2 separate regions of the Mus musculus genome follow, and region 2 is linked to region 1. A link is a loop called in an ENCODE intact Hi-C map of the cell type or tissue named here. Cell type or tissue: heart. All regions are shown on one strand. Links, peaks and the distances in the headings refer to the core of each region. The heading gives the core; the rest is flanking DNA. Region 1 holds the start of Cfap52 (cilia and flagella associated protein 52). Region 2 overlaps Usp43 (ubiquitin specific peptidase 43).

Region 1 (11,828 bases), core at 2,669-10,668:
TGATGTGGGAAGGCCCACTCCACTGTGGGAGGTGCCACCCCTGGACAGGTGGTCCTTGGCGGTATAAGAAGGCAGACTGAAAGAGTCACGGGGAGCAAGTTAGTGCGCATGGTCTCTGCTTTAGCTCCTGCCTCCAGCTTCTTGCCCGCTTCTCTAGCTCTTCTCCAGTTCCTGCCTTGTTTTCTCTCAGTGATGGATTGTGATCAGGATGTATGTGACCTTCATGGTGTCGCTATCGCTGGGACAGAAAACCTAAGACAGTGATACTACAGTGTCAGTGCCTGCTTGTTATGACTGTTGATCTTTGGTATTTTCAGCATAGCACACACAAATGTGAAAAACATTAAACATTCTTATCATTCTCTTCACTGTAGGAATTACTTCATAGGACTCCCATGTAGCAGAACATCACTTTGCATATTTATTCATTGTAGAGAAGTGGTTTTTTTTAAAGATTTATTTATTTATTTATTTATTTATCTCATGTATGTGAGTACACTGCCGCTGTCTTCAGACACACCAGAAGAGGGAATCGGATTCCATTACAGATGGTTGTAAGCCACCATATGGTTTCTGGGAATTGAACTCAGGACTCTGGAATATCAGTCAGTGCTCTTAACCACTGAGCCATCTCTCTAGCTCCTGAGAAGTTTTTGTTTGTTTGTTTGTTTGTTTGCTGTTTTTTTAACTCTTTATTCTCTGTTGCAATGTGCTGAGGATCAAACCCCAGGACCTTGTGTACACCAGGTAAGTGCTCTACCACTGAGCTACATCCCAACCCCTGCTTATTCTTCATGTTTACCTTACAATATAAACTCTGAAGTCAGCTGGCATATTCTATTAAAGTTTCAGAATGATTTAAATTATTTTGATTTTGTGAGGCTGTATTATGATTCTTTTCTAAAAAGAGAGTATGTTTCTCTTTGAGGTCTCTTTTTTTATGTTCCCTACTTATGTCTTCTTTATACAAATCTCATATTACATTTATTAGTGGGTATTTAAAAAATCTTTTTTGAAGCTGAACTTGATAGCACTTGCTTTTAATAGCAGCATTTGGGGAACAGAAGTGGGCAGATGTTTGTGAGTTGGAAGCTAGCTTGGTCTACATAGTGATTTCTAGGATAGCCAGGGATACAAAGTGAGAACCTGTGTCAAAAAACACAAACAAACAAACAAAAAGAAAAAAGAAAGGAAAGGAAAAGAAAAAGCAAAAACAACAAAATCCAAAAAGTGTTTTTGATTGCTTTTTAGTTCCCCATTTTAAAAAATCATACATATTTATTAATATAGTTTTCTCGGATTTTAGAAAGTCTTTGGGGGGCTGGAGAGATGGCTCAGTAAGAGCACCTAACTGCTCTTCCGAAGGTCTGGAGTTCAAATCCCAGCAACCATGTGGTGGCTCACAACCATCCACACTGAGATCTGACTCCCTCTTCTGGGGTGTCTGAAGACAACGACAGTGTACATACATTAAATAAATAAATAAATCTTAAAAAAAAGTCTTTGACACATGACAATTGTAAGATTTTATTGGCTACACCTTTCTTCCTTTTTCTTTTTTCTCTCTCTCCTTTCTTTCCTTCCTTCTTTCTTTCTGTCTGTCTTTCTTTCTTTCTTTCTTTCTTTCTTTCTTTCTTTCTTTCTTTCTTTCTTTCTTTCTTTCTTTCTTTCTCTTTTGAGACAAGAGTCTTACAATGTAGCTCTGTAGGATCTGGAACTTGATATGTAGATCAGGCTGCCCTTAACCCCACTGAGAGCCACTTGCCTCTGCCTCCCCAGTGATGGAATTAAAAGTGTGGGCCACCATACCCAGCTCCTTCTTTACGGAAGTTCTTTTGAGAGTAAATTTAGTGTTTTTCACCTATTCCTCCTAAGGCGATATAATTTTGTTCCTAATTTTGGGCTCTTTATAAACATTCATATGGCTACCCATATGGTAAGAGTAAAATAAGATCATTGCTTCACCCTTCACAGGAATAACACATTCCAGGTGGATCAAAGATCTAAATGTGAAAAACAGGATCTAATGTTTGCACAGGTGTGGGAAATGGCTTTTTAACCAGGAAGATAAAAAAGTCAGGTTGATTATTACCCAATTCTGTTTAAATCTGAATTTCTAGCTGCAAAAGGCAAAATGGAAAGAAAAGCCCAAACCAGAAGGGATTTGTAACATACAGAGATTAAAAGGGATTCTTGCTGAATATGCCAAGAGCTTCTAAAGAGCAAGAACAACAACAACAACAAAAATGACAACAACATGAGCAAGGAATATGAATGGGCACTTTATAACAAAACACTCTGAAAATCAGTAAGCATGTCAAAAGATAAGCTTTTAGGGCTGGTGAGAAAGTCCTGAGTTCAAATCCCAGCAACCACATGGTGGCTCACAACCATGTGTAATGGGATCTGATGTTCTCTTCTGGGGTGTCTGAAGACAGCTACAGTGTACTTACATATAATAAATAAATAAATCTTTAAAAAAACAGATAAGCTTTTATTTTGGGGTTAAGGATAGGTTGGGGTCAAGGTTGGGGTTAGAGTTGAAGTTAGTATTTGGGTAGGTCTTGCTTTGGAGATAGTACTGGGGTTGAGGTCTGGTGTGTGGTGGTTTGGTTTAGAATGACTCCCATAAGCCGGGCAGTGGTGGCACACACCTGTAATCCCAGCACTTGGGAGGCAGAGGCAGGTGGATTTCTGAGTTCGAGGCCACCCTGGTCTACAGAGTGAGTTCCAGGACAGCCAGGGCTACACAGAGAAACCCTGTCTTGAAAAACAAACAAAAAAATGACTCCCATAGGCTCAGATTTGAGTGCTTGGTTCCCAGTTGGTGGAACTGTTTAGGAAGGATCAGAAGGTGTGGCCTCGATGAGGGCAGGGGTGGGATGTTACTGGGTGGGGTTCAAGGTTTCCAAATCTAACGCCAGGCACAGTCTCTTTCTCTCTCTGCCTACTGCCTGTGGATAAGATAGAAGCCCTCAGCTACTGCAAAATTGTCATGCCAGCCTGCCTCCTGCCATTGTTCCCACCATGCTGGTCATGGACTCACCTTCTGAAGCTATGCCAGTTAAATAAATGCTTTCTTTTATAAGTTGCCTTGGTCAAGGTTGTTTGGTTTTGGACTGGGGCCTTGGGACTGAGGTGCATATTTTATATATCAAAGCAGACCTGGCTTCCAGGTTCTCCCAGCATCCTTCAGTCCCTGGCTGGCTGGCATACCCTGCCCCCAACCTTGAGCTTTCCAGCCTAGGGGTTGGGCTGTTCATCCCCCAGAGGCTCCTCTCCCTATAATCCAGACATTTTGATCTTCCCTCTCTTGCTTCCCCTTCTCCTTCCCTCTCTCTGTGAGCAACCTTTCTCTCTTTCTTTCCCTTCTCACCCTCCCCACGGTGACTCCCCTGGCCTCAATCCTTGAGGGCCAGTGAACTTGCCCAAGAGCAGCTTCCCAATAAACCTGCCTTTAATATATTCTAATCTGGCTTGAAGTGGCTCATTTTGCCAGCAGAGAAATAACTTAGCAATGGTGTCTCTTCATGGCACTAGAATCTAAGGCAGAAGTTAGTATCAGAGAGTATGACATTGCTGTAGCAGGCCTGTTCCTGCTTCTTGTTAGTGGAATGTGGATTTGGGGACTTTGACTTAGGGCAGAGGATGAATTGCTCTAAGTAGGCTGAATGGGCCATCCTAGGAGGAGCATGGAAGACAGTAGTGCTGAGTGCAGTGTGGACCATGGAGGCCCAGCTCAGGAGGCTTCAGAGGTGAGTAGTGTCAGCGAATGGACTAGAGACTATTTTTGTGATATTTTGGCAAAAGGACATTGCTTCATTTTTGCCCTTGTCCTAAGAATCTTCCCGAGGCTAAATTCACGATTTTTTGCCTTAATGTTAACGGACAGAGGAGATTGCAAGACAATTTAGGACTGACCGTGTCATGTGGCCACTCTTAGATCCCTAATGAAAAGGAGAAAGTGGGACAGAAAGAAATATAAGATGTACATTTGAGGAGAGAAAGAGCACCAGGGAGAGTAATGTTGGAGTCAAGTCTCATGCAGGATGATATAAGGAAGAGAGGGAGTAAGACCCTCAGGTAAAGCCTTACCCAGCTAATCTTGAAATTTGCCATAAGGAAAGCATCAACAAGTCAAGGCTTATGCAAATGGATGCAAGAAGGGAATCAGTTTTCTAACAGCTTTAGCCACCTGGTTCTGGCTTTGTTGGGATGAATACAGAAGTAAAGGGTTTTGGAATCTTCTGGCAGTCAAGGAAATCCCCCTGAGGCTTGGGATGTGGCAGGGGTGCCCTTACCTGGTGGCCTGGAGGGGCCACAGTGTGAGGCTAGCTGTGAAAGTGACGCCTGGATTGCATTGGAGACCCCAAGATGTTAGAGAGTCCAGAGCCATGGTTTGTCTACTGAGGAGAGCTGTAAACGGGGTGTGGACAGAGTCTTAAGAGAGAGAATCCTGTTGCGTCAACAAAGCTGGAAGGAGTTGGAGATCCTAAAAGCCATCTAAGCCAGCGGTTCTCAACCTATGGCTTGAGACACCTTGGGGGGAGGTGTGTCAAATGACCCTTTCACAGGGTCACTTAAGAACATGGGAAAACACAGATATTTACATTATAATTCATAACAGTAGAAAAATTATAAAGTAGCAACAAAACAATTTTATGGTTGGAGGTCCCTGCAATGGGAAGAACTGTATTAAAGGGTCACAGCATCAGGAAGGTTAGGAACCATTGAGTCCTTTGACAGCAAATATAGGTGTGCAGAAATTGGGGTTTGCCCTCCTGGTTTTTGGTCTCCCTTTGTTTTTTTTTCCTCACCATGCCACTCTTTGCTCCGTTTTGGAATGGAAATTTATATTCTGTGTTATCATATGTTGGTGTATGCAATTGGCTTTTGATTTTGCTGGGAGTTACAGTTAGGAGATTGCCTCGAGACCCAGAAGAGACTTCGGACTTTTAAACAGTATTGAGACTGTGAACGACTAGGGGGACTTTGGCAGTTCCATGAGATGCATCTACATTATGATATGGCTGCCAAGCCTATTGGGGCTAAAGAGTGGAATGTGGTCCTTTGGATGGGAATAGCCTGCACAGGCTCGTAAGTTTGACTGCTTGGTCCCTAGTTAGTGGGACAGTGTGAGAACATTTAGGAGGTTGGCCTTGTTGAAGATGTGTCACTACAGGTTGGTAGTGAGGTTCAAAAGCCCACACCAGGAACAGCCTCTTCTCTCTCTCTCTCTCTCTCTCTCTCTCTCTCTCTCTCTCTCTCTCTCTCACTACTGCCTGTGGATAAGATACACATTTTCAGCTTCAGGGCTCACCCTCTGACACTGTAAGCAAGTCCCCAGTTAAATGCATTCTTATATAAGTTGCCTTGTTCACGGTATCTCTTCACAGCAATAGAAAAGTGTCTTAGACAGGTGTGCATGTCTTTAGTTATAGTTAAGATTCTTAGCTGCAAACAAAAAGAGTCAACTCTGGCTCAATATAGCAGACAAATAAGTTCAAGAAAGGAACACAGCATTGATAGGAAGTGTAGAAAATCTACTTGAAAAGTGGGCAGTGGTAATGAGAAAGCCAGGCCACGTGACACAGGACCCAGGCTTCCATGATCCTGATGCCTGGGAGACTCACAGTGCAACAGTGCTTCACTCCCTCAAGAGGAGAAGTGGTATGTGTGTGCACGTGTGCATGTGTGTGTGTGTGTGTGTGTGTGTTGTGTAGGCCTGAGGATAATGTTGGATTTTTTTTCTATGGCCCTTCACCTTATATTTTGAGATAAGGCCTCTCAGACATAATGGTTGGTTAGGCTGATTCTGGGGTTCTGCCTGTCTCCTTCCCAGGCCCTCCAGTCCTGGGGTTACATGCCACCATGCCCAGCTTTTCACATGACTGCCGAAGACCCAAACTCAGGGTCTTCATGGTGGCACCATAACCACTTTATTGATGAAGCCAACACTCTTTCCTAAAGGTGGTGTAATTGATTCTTCTAGAAATTGCAGATGAAAAATGCCTTATTTTCAGGCTGGTGAGGTGGCTCAGCAGTTAAGAGCGCTGACTGCTCTTCCAAAGGTCCTAAATTCAGTTCCCAGCAACCACATGGTGGCTCACCCGTACTGAGATCTGATGCCCTCTTCTGGTTCATCTGAAGATAGCTACAGTGTACTTACATATAATAATAATAATAAATAAATAATAAATAAAAAATAAATAAGTCTTTTAAAAAAAGAAAATGCCTTACTTTTATCTTCTTATGTTTATATATATATATATATATATAAATATGTATATATATATATATATGGCCTTTGCTTATTTGAGAAATAAAAAGTGATGTCACTGTTTTAATAACACTTTTAGGCTTTTAACGGATAGACATTTATATTTATGATTACTAACATTGTTATTATTGCCATTATGTTTTTCAGGAGCTTAGCTCTTTCTACAGAGCCAGAAAAACAAACCATATGGTTTATTTTAGACTCTGAGCCATACGGCCGGTGTTGCAGTCAGTCATCTCTGCTAGTGTAGTGTGAAAATAGCCATAGACTGCACCAATACAAAGGACATGGCTGAATTCCAATGGAACTTTATTTACAAAACACACAGTGGGACCAATCTGGCCTGCAGATCCCTGACCGATCTGTTGTTGTTGCTTTTTTAACTTATAAGAGCTCTAGATATAATGGAAAAATCGGTTGAATGTGACCAGACTCTCAATAGCAACAGCCTGATGTTTCCATATCTGACACAATTATATTCTGTTTGTTTACTTGATAAGCTCACATCAGAGTACAATACCTGGTACAGTTACATATATGCATCACCGTTTTCAAATTCAAGTTTAATAACACAACTGTTACTATGAGTTCTAATTTTGCATTCAACTTCTCAACTTTTTTTTTTTTTTTTTTTTTTTTTTTTTTTTTTTTTTTTTGCTTTGGCCATCCTAGAACTCAGTACTCAGTATGTAGATTAGGTTGGCCTAGCATATGATTAATTTCATGTGAACTCTAAACTCTGACCTCAAAGTCTAGTCCCCGCCCCCGCCTCCTCCCCCTTCCTGGATCTTCACTCTCCATTTCTCAGCCCCCCCCCTTTTCTGGCCATTTGCAATGATCTGCACCCCAATCCTTAGCCTCTGGTTAAAGACTATTTAAATTCAAAAAGAGTCTTTTCACAATAAAAAAAATCAGTCTTTTCTTGGCTTCTTTCAATAAATAACTTTTTCCCACGGGCTCGGGAGAAGTCTAGGCAAGAGTGTACACAACTCTTGCAGAGGACCTGACCTCACTTCCTAGGACATACCACCTGTAACTTCACTGCCACCAGATCTGGCGCCCTCTCCTGGTCTTCACGAGCACCTGCACTTACATGTCCATTCCTCCACCCCATACACATAATTAAAAATAAAACAAGGAGCCCGAGAGTTGGCTCAGCAGTTAAGAACCCTGGCTTCTTTCCCAATGGACCCAGCTTTCATTCCTAGCACTCACATGGGACTCACGTCTGTCTGTAACTCTAGTCCTGGGGGATCTGATGCTCTTTTCCGGCCTCCTTGGGCACTGGTTCACAGATATGCGCTCTGAGCAAAACACCCACGCAGGTTTTTTTGTTTGTTTGTTTTTTTTTTTAAGCAACCCTTTTCCCAAACTTTGATACACTTTAAGATTCTTTCCTTACTGTGTTAGCAAAAATTCAGTTACAGGCTAGAGAGATGCCTCCGTGGTTAAGAGCATGGGCTGTTCCTCCGAAGGACCAGGGTTCAATCTCAGCATCCATATGGCAGGGCAAAATACTAATGCACATAAAGTAAATTACTTAAAAAAAAATCAATCACAGATCTTGTGTGTCTTTGCACTGACCGGCTCACCAGAATATTTTTTTGCAGTTCTCCAGGGATCACTTCTTATCGGTAATATTTGTCCATCTCTACAGACAGTGTTGGCTCAGATACAGAAAACGCTGGCTTTCAATTAAAGCAGCACAGAGCAACGAAGACTCAAGAGTTAATGCCAGGAGCGCTTAAACCTTTATTTACTCTGTAATCGTTCCGCACCGCATCCTTTCAACGGTAAAGCTTTCAGGCACTACATTCGTTTTAAAAAATCAATTTTCCCCCTAAAATTTAACTCCTTGCCTTTTCGCTACACGCCAAACACGACCCCCAATCACAGCATTTCTCTCTCAATATTTACCACGACAGTCACAAATAAAGTGTGAGCACCACAAGAAGGCCCCTCCAGAATTAAAAAGGTTTCTCCCTTAATGTCCTACTTCCCTTCTATCCTGGTCTTAAACCTTTGAGTTCTTACTTTGGGAAAGACCCTTATTCATACTCCTACCGAGTTAGGCTCATTTGGTCTCTGGAGGAGCTTTATCTGAGCTCTTACACCCATGCCAGTTCCTGAGGCTCAGGAATGAGGCCCAGATCTGCCACCATCCTGGGGCGGGTGGTGCCTGGCCACACTCTTGCCGCTATTCCCACTGCCTCTCAGGCGCTACCAGGTCAGCGTCTCACTGTCCCTGAGGCATCAAATCATGGTTGCTCAAGGTCTCACCATTGAAGCCGATCACAGCCTGAAGCTCCAGTTCTGCTACATCCAGCTCGGGTAAAACTTGTTCTTCCATCCTGGAGAGTTTCAGCTCATTGATTCTTCAACTCCAGGGTGCAGCGTCTCCTGGTCGTCATGGTAACTGGCGCACGCATGCGTGCTAGGTTCATGCAGGAGCAGAAACCCAGCCCACTGTGTTTGAGTTGATTTCCCCTCTTGCAAATGTTGGGAGGACTTCCTTAGTATGTATTTTATCCATTCTGGAAATGTAGGTGGTAGGTTGACGCTAAGTGCACAAGGTAAATTTCCTCCTCTCCCGTGTACAGGTCTGTGACTTTTTAAAAACTATACAATTAAGCCCCTCGTGATGATTATTAAAAATAATTGAACACAGAATAATTGAGCACAGAGAATTGCCTATGATGAATAGGTTGCTATAAAAAACATGGCATTGATACTTCTTTTTAAAAGAAAAATTTAAAAAAATCACTAAAAACGTTTTAGTACAGTATGCAACTATTTTTATGTATGTATGTATGTATGTATGTATTCATGCATGTATGGTACATATGTTGCCTGTATGTATATTTCCTGCCTCAGCCATCCAAGTGCTGGAATTCCAGGCTTGAGTTATCACACCCAGCTTGTCTTGCTGTTTTGAATTAAGAAGAAAAATACAGAGAGCCGGGGTTGACGCGTTTCCATTCCCTGGGAAAATGTTTTGATTCTGCTCAACAATTTAACTATTTTTCTTGCGTCCAGCAATTCATGTGAATTAACAAAAATAGATTCTTGCTACCCACTCCCTTAGGGGTGCGCTCTGGGTAGCGGGGACGTCGTTCTGAGGTCAATTAAAACAGGTTTCACTTTGCAAACTCTGGGCTCGGGTCGCGCACTCTCCGAACTGCGGGGAATGAGCCGCACGGGCCGCCGTAGTCAGCTGCTACGAGCAGGAAGTGTCCCAGCTGCGGGCGGAGACTGCACCATGGCCCCGGACCCCTGGTGAGTTGCCGGTGATGGCAGCAGAGTATGGGGATTAACTTGGGGGTGGAACTGGCTTCCAGGGACTGGCAGAGACCCTGCCCATCTTTGAGCTTGAGGCTGGCGGCCTTAGGGATGAAGATCAGCGAGAATCCTCCCCCTGTTGAGGGGACTCAGCCACGTACTGCCTACTCGGTGCTAACTCTGTGGTCCTAGGGTAGGCTATGACCTGGGGGAGCTGGGACTTGAGCAATCGAATATTTGCCCCCCTTTTCTGGGGCTTCTTGCCCATCATGCTTGTGGCTGACTGCATGCATAGACTTCCCCAGGCTCCTGTAAAAGTGAGGTCAAAATAACCTTTTGGTGGGGTATCCCTTCACCCAGTAATCCCCAGAAAGGTTATAAACTGAAGTTCACACTCCATGGTCACCAGTTAGTAGCTAGTTGGGCACGGGTGCTATGGGCTTTTCACAGAAAACTTGTAGGACATTGGGAGGGGAAATTTTGCACTTTTCCTGCATCAGTAGCATGAAGACTTATGTCAGCACGAAGTAGGAAGTGCCTGATAAGGTCCATTTATTCAGCAAAGAGACCCCAAGGAGAGAATGATGAAAAACATCTTTGTACAAGGAACAAATTGCTATAAAGTCCTGACCTTCCTGATGAATAATTTATAACACTGCATTCCTATAAAGTTTGTGTTGGAGAATATGCCTTATGGTGGTGTTTCCGGTACAATTTGTAGTTGTTTGATGGCAGATAAATTTGAATATTAAGAGAGTGGATCCCAAGGTCAGAATTAGAGTTATCTGGGATCTAGGCTATTTGGGCCAGTTGCTGAATTGTTTGTTGTTGGTTTGTTTTTCAGTGTCTCGGGGAGCCCAAGTTGATCTTGAATCCCTGACCCTTTTGCTTCAGTCTCCAAAATGGTGGCTCTGCTACCAAGCCCAGCCAAGTGCTGAATTTTGTCCTAAAGTTTTAACTATTGTATACACCCCTGGTAGAAAATTGAGAGACTGCTGAGTATCTGAAGGGAGTAAAAAGCACCCCTATCCCTCGGAAGCAATCAGTGCTCACCTTTTTTTCCAATGCATTTATTGTTTGGATCTATATCCTGCTTGTATTTTACAAAGCAGGGAGGGAGCATTTCTCCATGTCCTTAAAAGGTAGTCTTAAAAACATGATTTTTAATGTGTATCAGTGCATCATCTGAGTGTACATAACTTATTTCAAATTTTAGCCCGGTTGTAGAACGATTGTTTAGCACACGCAAGACACCCTGGGTTTGGTCCCCAGCAAGACCAGAAAGCTTTCAGCTGGCAAACGAGAAAGCCGCTGAGTCAAACAGTTAAGACTAACAGTAAAAGAGTTGAAATGCTTCAGTGTCTTGGGTAAAATTCTCCCGTAAGTCTGATCTCATTAGACCCCCGTGCCACGCTGTGCAGAGAATTGACTTCTGCTCATCTGTCCTGCTTGCACTATACCTTCCTCCCAGGACCACCGCGTGGCAGAACGTGCCAGGCATGCTTTCTTCTTTCATCTTTGCTTATGCCATGTGCCTTCCACAGTGCTTAGACTCGGCTCCTCCTTCCCATAGGGAAATCTGCTTTAGTCTTGTTTAGAGTCGGCCCAAATTGTCCTCTTGTGGCCCAGCCCGTACGAGTGCCTCTCTCATCAGTCATCTCTCCTTTCCCCAGCTCTAGAGGCACTTAAGTTAGGTCCCGTTCCTAAGCAACAGGATTTAGTTACGGGGTTTTACATGTTTGATGTGCCGTCACAGAGCTGGACTGAAGCTCCTGTCTTCATAGATTATTTACTTATTGCATGGAGGCAGTAAGTAAAGTGTGGGGAAGCTGGGGCTAGGACTTATTTTTTTATTATTCTGATGTTTTTTTTTTTAAACACCTGCTCTTTTTCATGCACACCTATACCAGATTATACTGAATGATTCATATGGCTGTATACATGAATCTAGGCTTAGGGGTTGCCACAGCCTCTGAAGTGCTTGTGGAGTTCACAACACAAAGTTCTCTGTATAGGACCTGGAGCCGCATCCCCAGCCCAAGCTAGACACTTCAGTGGCTGAGCCTAGTGCATTGCGCAAGCTATAGACAAATGCTTCCCCATCCATCTGTGCCCTTAGTAACGCCCAGCCCCTTTTCTTTAAAGTTGGAGACTGATCTCTAAGTTTTACCCAGGCAGCTTCTAGCTGACTAACGTTGAAGTTACAAGTCCCTTGTCTCAGCCTCAAGTAGCTGAGGTTATAAGCTACTACTTCCAGTGCTGGAATATT
Region 2 (11,828 bases), core at 2,475-10,474, 66 kb before region 1:
TGGCAAGCGCGGTGACACTGACAGACCAGACGGATGGGCTGGAGAAGAGAATGACACCAGAGCATCAAGTCACCACCGGGGGAAGGATACCTGGGACTTTGAGGGGAGAAGGTGGGGCTCCTGGCACCTGGCATACAAAATTCATATACATAGGAGTTTGTGGTTTTAGTCAGCCAATAATTTTAAAAGATGGGCCTGAGTTTGATTAGAAGATTTCAAAAGCAATCTAAAAGGCAACCTGAAATAACCTGCGTTGTTTTTATGTCTCCATCTAAGAGAACCTTAGAGCATCCCCTACTGGGGACAGAAGAGAGGGCCTCTACTTCTAATCAGTTCTGAAATACAGATTTTTTTTTCCTCAAGGAAAATATGCGTTACCCATGATTAAATTTGAAATGAAGACTTATTTCCCTGGGTTATAAGACGGTCAAGGTCAATCTGGGGTTTGTTCCAGATCACATGGCCTGCCTTTCTCCTGTTAACGCAGACAACATCATACATCTGCTTCCCACAGCTCACTGACTGGGCTACCTAAGGACATGGGCTCAGAGCACAGGATTCACCTGAGGTGTGACATGTCACCATCCACATCATCCAACCTACAATACCATGCTTTTTCCTACTATCCGGCCGACGATGAATCAACTTTCATTTGTAAATTAGGTACAGTGGGAGAATAGTAACGAAACGTAATAAAATAGAATGGGAACAAGTTACCATCATCAAGGTTATTTAATATCCACCAGTTGTGGGCCTAGGGCATAGGTGGAGCAACTGCCTGAGGAGCCTGTGTAAGTCTCTGACTTTGATCCAGAGTACCACAAAACAGAGATACACATTAGCAATGGGTACTTCTGAAACCTTTCATTTCATGTGTTCAGAGTACAGGGGGTGTAGGAAACAAACTCCAAAAGGGGAATCTGGAAGGAAGTGGGGGCTGCTGCATGCTGCAATGGGGCCTTTAAACACGGCCTTCTAAACTGGCTGACTGTGCTAAAATGTACACTGATACACAATGAAAATTAGCTTTTTTGAAAAAAGACCACTTTTACCTGCCAGAGATTAATATCTCTTAAGCTCTTTGCCTGTCTACAGCTCTACTGGTAGGAATTTGACTCCAGACAGGGGCTGTGAATTGTAACAGTCCTGAACCTAAGATGACACCAGCACCTCCTGCTAAGCGATGATTCTCAGAATGTGGTTCCTGGACCTGCAGCATCAGCACCTCCAGGACTATGATTGACATGCAGAGTCTCAGGCTCCTCCTCAGGCCTTCTGACTCTGAAACTCTGAGCCCAGAAGTCTGCTTTAAGTAGCCCTCTGGGTAATTCTAATACTCACCGAGATTCTTAATATCAAACATCTGCAGGTAAGTTACAGAGGAAATGAGCGTAGCGACTGCAAGCATTAAAGCCTCTCTGCCTTAGCACCCTGAGAAGACACCCCCAGTTCCCGTCCCCCCCCCCCCCACACACGCTCACTCATGCTGTCCCAAACAACTTATGTAAGGCACACACACGCTCACTCATGCTGTCCCAAACAACTTATGAAAGGCACTACTGTACCTGAGAGCGTCCCCAGACCAGGTGAAGGAGGGACTTGGAAAGCATACACATTGTCACCCTCTGCAATGGTATTCAGGTCCTCTTCATCAAAGAATGACCGCTGGAATCCATTGGGATACAGTTCAACCAAGATCACCTGAGATGAGAAGGATTGTGTTCTCAAAAAGAACCCACTAGATAAGAATTCAAAGACAGGGCCGGCGAGAGGGCTCAGTGGGGGAAAGGAGCTTGCTGCCAAGCCTGCTGACCTGAGTTTGATCTTTGGAACCCACACCATTGAAGGAGAGAACTGACTCCTACAAGTTATCCTCTGGACTCCATATGTATGCATACACACACACAAACACACACACACACACACACACACACACACACACACACAGAGAGAGACAGACATACGCTAAATAAAAGTAAAATTAAAAAATAAATAACTCAGTCTTAAAACTTATTTCTCCTTTCCTTCCAAGTGTCTACATATTTTAAATAATAAAATATAACATAATAATTTGATTAAGCACAGACATTTCAAATGCAGCCACACAAAAATTAAAAAAAAAAATCTAAACTTTTACACCTAACTAACCGACCATAGCACAAGTAGGATAAAAACACGCTAGATAAATAAAAACAGATCTCCATGAACAGCATTCCATTAAGAAGGGTTCAAAGTGGTGTTACTAATTTTCCTCAAGCCTGAAAAACACATTCATGGACACAAGATGGTTACACGGCAGGAAAGAGACCTGGCTTCCCGGAAACCGATCCAGCATCTCGATATAAAGACCTCACAGTGCCCATCTGAGGCACCGCAGCTGGAAAGTTCTCTTGTAAAAGAGACATTTCAGGCTTTAAAAAAACCAGCCGGGCAGTGGTGGTGCACACCTTTAATCCCAGCACTCGGGAGGCAGGGGCAGGCGGATTTCTGAGTTCGAGGCCAGCCTGGTCTACAGAGTGAGTTCCAGGACAGCCAGGGCTACACAGAGAAACCCTTTCTGAAAAAACAAAACACAAAACAAAACAAAACAAACAAACAAAAAAAAAACCAAAAAACCAGTGTGAACCAGAAGAAAGGTTTGAGTTGTAGAAAGGAAATGAACCGAAGAAAGTAGTAATTAGTATTACTAATTATATAAACAAAAGTTTAACACTTCATCACTGGCCACTCACCATAACATCATGAAACCAAGTTTGACTACAAGTGTGGGCGTGTGGGTATTATAGTCTGGAACAATAAGAACTACTATTAACTATCTACAACAACGTTTTGTGAGAGGGTCAGGGTCAAGGTTGAGGTAAGTTCTCACCTACATATCCCTGGCTGGCCTGGCCTGGAATCTGCAGGAATCCACCTGCCTCAGCCTCTCAGATGCTGGAATATAGGCATGAGCCATCAACACCTGGCTACTATCTGTAGTAATATCTAAATCAAAAAGATGCAAGAAAACTGAAGCACCGAACCAAGATCTCTGTGTTGCTTTGAGAAGATTTAACATTAGACTTTACTCATTTTTCCCACCAGCTTTTAGTAAAAATTAAAATAAATTAATATATGTATCCCAAGACAGGAGACATAAAATAAATACACCCAGATGCTTCCATTACCATAGACAAACATGTCAATCAAAGAAATCAAAACATCGGGCTGGAGAGACAGCTCAGCGGTGAAGAGCACCGACTGCTCTTCCAGAGATCCTGAGTTCACTTCCCAGCAACCACATGGTGGCTCACAACCATCTGCAATGGGGTCTGATGCCCTCTTCTGGTGTGTCTGAAGACAGCTACAGTGTACTCATATAAATAAAAATAAATCTAAAAAAAAGAAATCAAAACATCAAGGATGATGTTCAGTTCCAATCAGACTGTCTCTGTCCTGACACCACGTGAGTGCCACACTCCTCACAAATGCATCGGACATTCTGCATTCCTGACAGTCCTGTGGCTACTCAACCTCTGCCTCCATCAGAGTGGCCCTTTCTGTCTTCCATTATTGTCATGGCTCCCAATTGTGCTCTTCCCATCACCACCACCACCACCACCACCCTCTCTCTCTCTCTCTCTCACACACACACACACACACACACACACACACACACCCTTAGAACACTTAAGAGTTCATTTATTTTTACATTTATTTTACAAGGGCAGGAGCCTGGCATGTGCAAATCACAGCATGTGTTTAGAAGTCAGAAGACAACTTTCCAAACTCAGTTCCCTCCTTCTGCCATGAACTGGGAGCATCAGGCGTGAAGGCAAGCACCATGATAAGAAAAATATGCATTATTTTTCCCCTGGGTGAGAGTTTCACAAAAATCCTCCAGGTAGAAATGGAGGTCACGACTACTCAGACAGCGGTGGGAGGGGCCAGTAGATTGACAGAAGCCTTGGTAACCAGGGTGATTGATTGTACAAATATACAGATATAGCCACAACCTTAAGATGTGTATACTTTGTTGTATGTGTGTTATAAAGTACCTAACAAAAAACTTACACATAATTTTTGTTTGCTTAATTTTAAAAGGTTCTACCAGGTTACCTGAGAAACATAAACTTTCCATTTTATAGTTACAGAAACAGAAGACCGAGCAATCACTTGCAAGGCCCAAGTCAGAGAGAGCTGGAGAGCAGCCGAGTCACAGCTAGAACCCCACTCGGAGCCCCTCTGTGATGGTAGTCTTTACTGCCAACTGACTGCATTCAGGATCACCGTGGAAACGCAGCTGCAAGTGCCCATGGGTATATTTCTAGAAAGGTTTAGCTGAAGATGAAGACTCGCCATGAATGTGAGCAGCAGCCGCCCATGGCCTGGGGATGGGCGGAATGCTAAGAAGGCAAGCAGAGCACCAGCACCATCCATCTCTCTCTGCTCCCTGACTGTAGGCGGACCTGGGACCAGCTGCCTCAGTCCTGCCCATCCCCCAGCAATGGCAGGCTACAGTGTAGCCCTCAAAGCCAAAATGAACCCTTCTGCCCTTCTTCCCTTGCCTTTTGCCATGAAATTTGGTCACAGCAACTAGGAAACTCATGTGGCCTCTCATCTTGCCATGGTGTTTGTCACTGTATCACTTTTATCCCACCACACGTCACAGGGGTCTAATTCTTCACAAGGACTCCTTAGGAAGCAAAGTGAAGCCGAATGTGGCAGCTCACACATGTAACCCCAGCACTCAGGAGGCTGAGGGACAGAATTACCAGGGGTGTGAGACTAGCCTGGGCTTCACAGTCAGTTCCACAGCAGTCTAAACTACAGAGTGAGAAGGTCCCGTCTCAAAAATTAAGTAATTAACAACTACATATATGAAACAAAGACAGGTTGTTTGGGTATGTGCCTTCTAAGCCACAGAATGAGATGCTGTCTAAATAAATAAAAAATAAAAAATCAATCAATCAATCAATCAATCAAAGACAGGTCTGATGGTACATGCTGAGCCCAAGGCAGGAAGGTCATGTGGTCAAAGCCAGCTTGGGCTACAAAGGAGGCAGGCTTAAGCCAGCAGAACAGTTTCCCACCTTCTCCATCTCCTCTCCTATCACAAACCTTCAATATCTGCATCTCACTAAGCATCCCTCCGGTACCCCGCCGATATTCTCAGGAGTGGAAAAGCATAAAGCCACATGTGTTCCCATCCCAGCTTAGCCACCTCCTTGCTGTGTGACCTTGGACAATTCACTAACCCCTCTGAACCTTTTTCCTCACTTCCAAGATGAAGATCTCTGTAATATCTTCTTTATAAGAGTGGTCAAGATTAACTCACGAGATAAACTGAGCGCTGTGCCACATGCCTATATCTCAACACTGGGAAGGCTGAGGCAGAAGGATGGATAGAAATTTAAGGACACCCTGGAATATATATATAGGGGTACCAGGCCAGCCAGAATCATATAGTGAGACCTTATGTCAGAAGGGAGGGAGGGGAGACAGAGGGAGAAAACCATCAAGGGACAGGGCCCACACTTAGTAAACATGACTGGTTAGCTGCTGTTGGATCACAATTACCATCACCTTCTGAACTGCAAAGTGTCTCTTTGCGGTCACCCTGAGTAATAATGCAGAAGTCAAGGCCGGGTCACCACAGACACCGAGGGACAACTAATCAAATAGAAGCCAGTGAGTCATGCTGGAGTCATCTGGGAACCACACATTAGCCTGGGCAGCTGGCCCAGTCAGCATTCTGTCATCCAATGGCCAGGCCCCAGCCGTTCCAGCACACCTCCTCTGCAGGGACACCTCCTTCCTCTGCAACCATCTTCCTCAAGGCCGCCACTGTGCTGAGGATTGGCACGGCCAAGCCAACACGCAGAAACCGCTGGCTCTTTGAGGGGAACACCAAAGTGACACTCAAGAATCTGGAAAACAGAAAGGGAGCCAAAATTCTTAAAGGACTGAAGGGAATGGTCACCAATGCCATGGTCCATGGCTGGCAGGCTCAGTCCTTAGACACAGTTTGCTAATTAGGTCCCTGCACGTTAGGTGCCCAGCCACTAGGTGGCAGGAGAGAGTCAAATCTCCCAAACTGCTTTTCCATGGGGTTGAACATAAGAGAATTTTGAGTAGAAATTATACTATATAGATCTCCATCCGGTCCCTCTGATCCTAAGACTGTTAACAGTTAAACAGCTAAAACAAATGAATAAAATAAAATAAAATAAAACAAACAAACAAAGAAAACTCTGCATTTTGTAAATCAAAACAGCCAAGTGGCTTATTTTAGAAGAAATCAACCCTACTGGTCACTTTCCCATCAATGAAAATTTCCCTTCCAGTCTCTGCTTTCACTTCCCCTCACAGACCCCGGAGCCCACTCCTGAGGGACAGTGACTGCTGTGCTGTAGTAAGTAGCCAAGTCACAAGCTGGGATTAGAACCTGGGAAGTCTGCCCCAGAGTCACTGCTTTAACCACTGTGCTTCGTACGGAGACTCCTCAGTCACAGCCCACATTTTGATTCTATCAACGGTGGTATAACCCATGCTACTGTATAAGACCACTGTCATGCTTATGACACAGACAGCACAGCAGTTCTCAGCAGATGGAGGTGTGACTGTCATGTGTGGCTTTGTGAAGAAGTCCTGTGTTCTGCTAGATCCTAAGCATGCAGATGTGGCTAGGAAGGGGAGGAGTCAGGACTGAACAAGGTGGGAACACAATGAAGAAACACCTCCACCTCCAGGCCCACACTGGCTCCTACAGTCACCTTCCACAACACAGGCCAGGCCAGTTGTGTTGATGGCAAGGTGGGATTCTGGGAAAGAGACTGCACTGCCAGGCCTTGCTTTCAGACACTGCAACCCACTGCTCTCTCACCCCAATACCAATTTTTTTTCCTCACCTGTACCAAACAAGCCTTTTTTTCTTTCTCTTTCTTTCCTCCTTCATGAAATAATCTCCCTAGAATCAAGTGTGGTAGCTCATGCCTACAGACACAGCACTTGGGAGGCTAAGGCAGAGGGATCGGCTATAGAATGAGACTTTGTCCATAAATAAATAATAAATAGGAAAGACAGAAAAGAAAAAATTTTCCATACCTTTATGAGGAAGGGACAAGACTGTGAGATATGGCAGGGAAGAGCATGTGGCAACAGAAGCCCTTGTCTGATTGAAGTGGGGGCTGTGCTAGCTCCTGAGCAGGCCAGAGATCTAAGTCAGGACACTGCGTGGACTCAGCACAGACACACAAAAGCATCCTGTTCATCAGCTGGAGACTGCACACCCCTTTCTCTTTAATTGCCTATTACCTGAGTGGCACCTGACTGTACAACCAGTCTTAGAGACAGCTAAGTGAAAATGGCAGCTCCAGGAAGAGAAGGTTCTCAGGAAAGAGGAAAGAGGGACCAAGTACAGTGGGCATGTCGAAGCACTTGGGACACTCACGTACCTCGTCTGGCGCAAGGGGATGGGAAGGGACACACACAGGAAAGGGTCGAAGGTGTTGCTTTGTTTTAGGCAGTGTGGACAAGTCAAGGAAGACCTGTGAAGGCAAGAGCAGAGATGAACCGTCATCACACTTAGGTAGCTTGGTAGCCCTCAAACATCGCCACAGAATTACTACAGCACTTCCTTTCCAGCAGTTCCATGCAGAACTGAAAGCAGGTGTTCAATGATCACTTACGTGTGAATGCTGCTGCAGTCCTGCACAAGCCTCAGAGCCGGAACCAACCAGAGTACCCAGCAATAGATAAGGGGGTAGACAAAATGTGGTACATCCACACTGTGGAATACAACTCAGCCATAAAAAACAAAACAAAAAAAAACAAAAACAAAAACAAAAAAACAAAAACAAAAATACATAGTCCCCGGAAATATGTCAAGTACCAAGAAATGCCCAGATCTATAGTATCACTCTATTTATTTATTGTTTTGTTTTGTTTTGTTTTGTTTTTTCGAGACAGGGTTTCTCTGTGTAGCCCTGGCTGTCCTGGAACTCACTCTGTAGACCAGGCTGGCCTCGAACTCAGAAATCTGCTTGCCTCTGCCTACTAAGTACTGGGATTCAAGGCATGTGCCACCACTGCCCGGCTGTATCATTCTATTTATATGAGCTATCTAGAATAGGAAATGCCAAAGAGATGCACTTCAAATCGGTGGTTTCTAGAAGCTGGGGGCAAAGTAAGTGGAATGTGACTATTCCCTGGGTACCAGATTTCCCTGAGCCCCCAAAACACATGAATCGCTTTTTTGAGATGGCTATTTTATTTATTCATTTGTTTGCTTAATTGATAGGGAGAGTGGAAGGGTACCACAGTATGTATATCGAGTCAGAACAGTCTCTGGGAGTCGGTCTTTTCCTTCCACCATGTGGATTCTGGCATAGAACTTAGGTTATCAGGTTTGGCAACAAGTGCCTTTACCCTCTGAGCCATCTCACTAGCCTAGTCCACAGATGGATTTTTAAAGGTGCAGACTTCCAGGTTTTCCTGACATACATTACATATCAATGACATAGGGGAGGGACTCTGGCATCTTAAGTATAAAAACTTTCCAAGAGTCAGATGTGGTATTTCATAACTGTAATTCTAGCACTCAAGAGGCTAAGGTAGAAGGGTGGAAAGTTCCAGGCCATTATTGTAGGCTATATAGCAAGATACTATTTCAAAGATAACAACAGTAACAACAACAACAACAACATAGCAAGAAGGTGAACCTATATATAGATTCACCTGAGGTGTCTGCTCTTTGCCAGATCCTGGTGATACAAGTTACCTAATGGTTACAATAGGGATACAAGTTACCTAATGGTTACTATAGGGATACAACTTACCTAATGGTTACAATAGGGATACAACTTACCTAATGGTTACAATAGGGATACAAGTTACCTAATGGTTACAATAGGGATACAAGTTACCTAATGGTTACAATAGGGATACAAGTTACTTAATGGTTACAATAGGGATACAAGTTATCTAAGTGGATAGAAGTTTCTAGAAGGTTGGTAGCTATTTAGAAAACTGTCCCCAGTAGTCTGTTTCCTTGTCTGCTGTGTTGGTGGTAGTGTTGGAGCACAGGGCTTCAGAGATACTAGGTCCACTGTCTACAATACACCATACCCCCGCGCCTTTTCTGTTTAACACATCCCAGAGAATCAATGTAGTGTTTTGATAAATGACAGTGTGCCCTACAGCCTTCACTGGCCATGGCATTTGTAGATGGAGGTCCTGGGTTTAGTCCTCAGTACCTCAGGAGAAGTGGGAACTGAAAAGGAGATAGAAGACAAAGAACCCACAATTACCCATCACCCCCAGTTTCATAAAGGAGACAGACAACATCCATACTCCTCCATGGAATAGACAAATTATGACCACTCAGTACATCATCTTGGAGCTGCCCCATCCATCCCACTGCAGAAAATCATGTCTCGTACCTCAAAAGCCCTTGCTTGCACAGGCTCCCGGAGGACACTTTCTCTATATGACAGGCTCTCTGGCTCAAAGTGGTATTCTCTGCTGTCACCACCACAAACACCTCTTGTGCTCTTATAGATGAGAAATCTACTGGAAGGGCACTATAGATCCTTAACATTTGACCAACTCAAATATCACTTCCTGAGAAGCCCAGCCCTGAAGACCCATCCATCCCACTTAAAGTCAGGAACCTAGCATACACTTCAAAGTACCTTCAATTTAAAATACAAAAACCAAACCAAAACAACAAAACAAAAACAAACAAACAAACAAACAAACCACCCACCAATAATGCTTAGATAATAAAGCTCCCCCTGTGCCCTTGCCACTGACCAATCTTGACCTGCTTCTAGCTTGTTTTCTGTTTGTCTGGTTTTGAGAGTTTTTCTGTAACCTAGGCTGGCCTGTTTAACTATGTAGTCCTAGATGACTTCAAACTCAGCAATCCCTATCTCTCAGCCTCTCAAGTGCTGGGACGACAGGCCTTCACCATTGTGACTAGTTCTTTCTATTCCTTAAACTTGCTCTCCCAACACTTGAATTCACATAGATCATTGCCTCCTTAGGCACCTTGTCTCTGCGACTCCCACACCTGGAATACCTAGTCCCAGTGATTTGACTGGCAGACTTCTTGTCACTCCCCTCTTTGCTCAAATGTCCACCTGAAAAGAGGGCTTCCAGATTTCATCATCTAATGCCAAGTCTCCCACCTCTCAGGTCCTTAGGTCCCCTCTTATTATTCAAGATATTTGGAGCAGGGAAGGATGGGAGGAGTGTCTGTCATCACACCCTATACACACACCTGGACAGAATTTAAGATTGGGGATGGAAAGATGACTCAATGATTAAGAATATTTTTCTCTTCCAGAAGACCCCAGTTCAATTCCCAGCCCTCACATGGCAGCTCACAATATCCATACAGAGTTTAGGCTCATTCTGGAGAGCTCTGGACTACCCAGTACTCCCAGCAACCGAAGAGAAGGTGCACACTCCACAGTAGCTCCAGCCGCTTCCTCATGGTCCTCCCTCCCTGAAAGAGAGGGTGGGCCCCTCTCCAGGCCTTTTCCTGCTCCCCTAGAAGGTAGCTCCAAGGCATTCAGACACTACATGGGCCCCCTAAACTATCATTCTCAAAGATGGCGGTGCCTGCTTATTCATTCCCTCAGAAATCGCTGACAATAATGCAAATCCTTAAACAGAGAAGTTTTATGTCAACCCCTGCTGCTCAAATGCAAAGAAAGGATGAAAATATGGGACTGGAAGTTGGGAAATTCTAAAAGACTAAGTATCACCTGCTTGAAGGGAAGTAATTAAGAAAAGAAACTCACTAAGAGCTCCGGGGAAACACAGCAGAGCAGAGGAAAAAGGAACAGTCGCCAAGACCAGAGAGCAGTTCTGCTGGAAATGGTGGGTTTTGGCTCACGGCAACACCCACAAGGACAGACATTGGAACCCATTTGAAGAAACAAGAAAGCCTGGCTCAGGGCAACCAAACGGATCACAGACAATCACAAATAAACATGGGATAGAAAAGCCACAGAGGGGAGTTAGCCAATGCATGGCTCAGACTTCACAGAATCTGCTGAGGGCCGAGCTTCTCATGCACTTACTGTGAGTCCCTGCAAGAAGCCCCAGTGCTTTTGTAAACTCACCATTGAGAAGGTAGATTCTGGGACTCACTGGCCAGTGGCCTAGCCTAACTAGCAAGTCCCAGACCAATGACAGATTCTATCTAAAAATCAAACAAAACAAAACGAACCAAACCAATGAAAACCAAGGAACACCACCAAAGTTGACTTCTGCACACACGTGTAGCCATGTACAAGTACCCACAAACACACACAGATTATTATTAAAATATACTTAAGCACATGTTAAGTATACATATATTTAAGTTATATAAATAAATTCAATATTTATTATTAACGTCACTCAGTGGTAGGACACTTGCCTAGCATGTATGAAATTCTGGGTAAAATCCTCAACTTCTCAAAAAGCAGTAGTAGTAAATTATATAAATATAATGTATACCATTTATACTATTCAACATATTTTACTACCAATATATAATTACATATTACCTTATATATGAAAGCACATATATTTCATGTGGAACATAAGCACAAATATTTTCACAAACAATATAAAACATAAAATGTGTTATCAAATCCTATGTAAATATTACACATTGACTCTAAAACTCTCTCAGGGAAGTTGAGAGTAGAATGGCAGTTACCGCTGGGCATGGTGGCGCACGCCTTGAATCCCAGCACTTGGGAGGCAGAGGCAGGCGGATTTCTGAGTTCAAGGCCAGACCGGTCTACAGAGTGAGTTCCAGGACAGCCAGGGCTACACAGAGAAACCCT

Evidence for each region. A loop is a pair of places that touch in the nucleus more often than their neighbours do. Peaks named below come from ENCODE experiments on the same cell type or tissue, not always from the same donor. Only the 100,000 strongest peaks of a DNase experiment are listed, where the experiment ranks them.
Region 2: it touches region 1 in a loop (4-fold over the local background); 5 of 42 quality-filtered maps call a loop at or near these places.

What each region holds. Positions count from the first base shown.
Region 1 is chr11:67,956,962-67,968,789 of GRCm38, forward strand. Cfap52 (cilia and flagella associated protein 52) reads right to left here and starts at 8,681. Exons shown (of 14, transcript NM_027963.2): 1 at 8,561-8,681. The coding sequence starts at 8,630. Stx8 (syntaxin 8) reads left to right here and starts at 9,497. Exons shown (of 8, transcript NM_018768.3): 1 at 9,497-9,556. The coding sequence starts at 9,540. In heart, for the core only: CTCF peaks have their summits at 6,125 (motif pointing left) and 7,347 (motif pointing left); DNase peaks (open chromatin) are centred at 8,700 and 9,490; H3K4me3 peaks cover 2,317 bases; H3K27ac peaks cover 1,082 bases.
Region 2 is chr11:67,891,448-67,903,275 of GRCm38, forward strand. It overlaps Usp43 (ubiquitin specific peptidase 43), which reads right to left. Exons shown (of 15, transcript NM_173754.4): 4 at 7,437-7,529; 5 at 5,774-5,909; 6 at 1,566-1,701; 7 at 1-38. Among named protein-coding and RNA genes, the nearest start is that of Usp43, 25 kb to the right of the region's middle. In heart, for the core only: CTCF peaks have their summits at 6,035 (motif pointing right) and 6,234; a DNase peak (open chromatin) is centred at 5,734.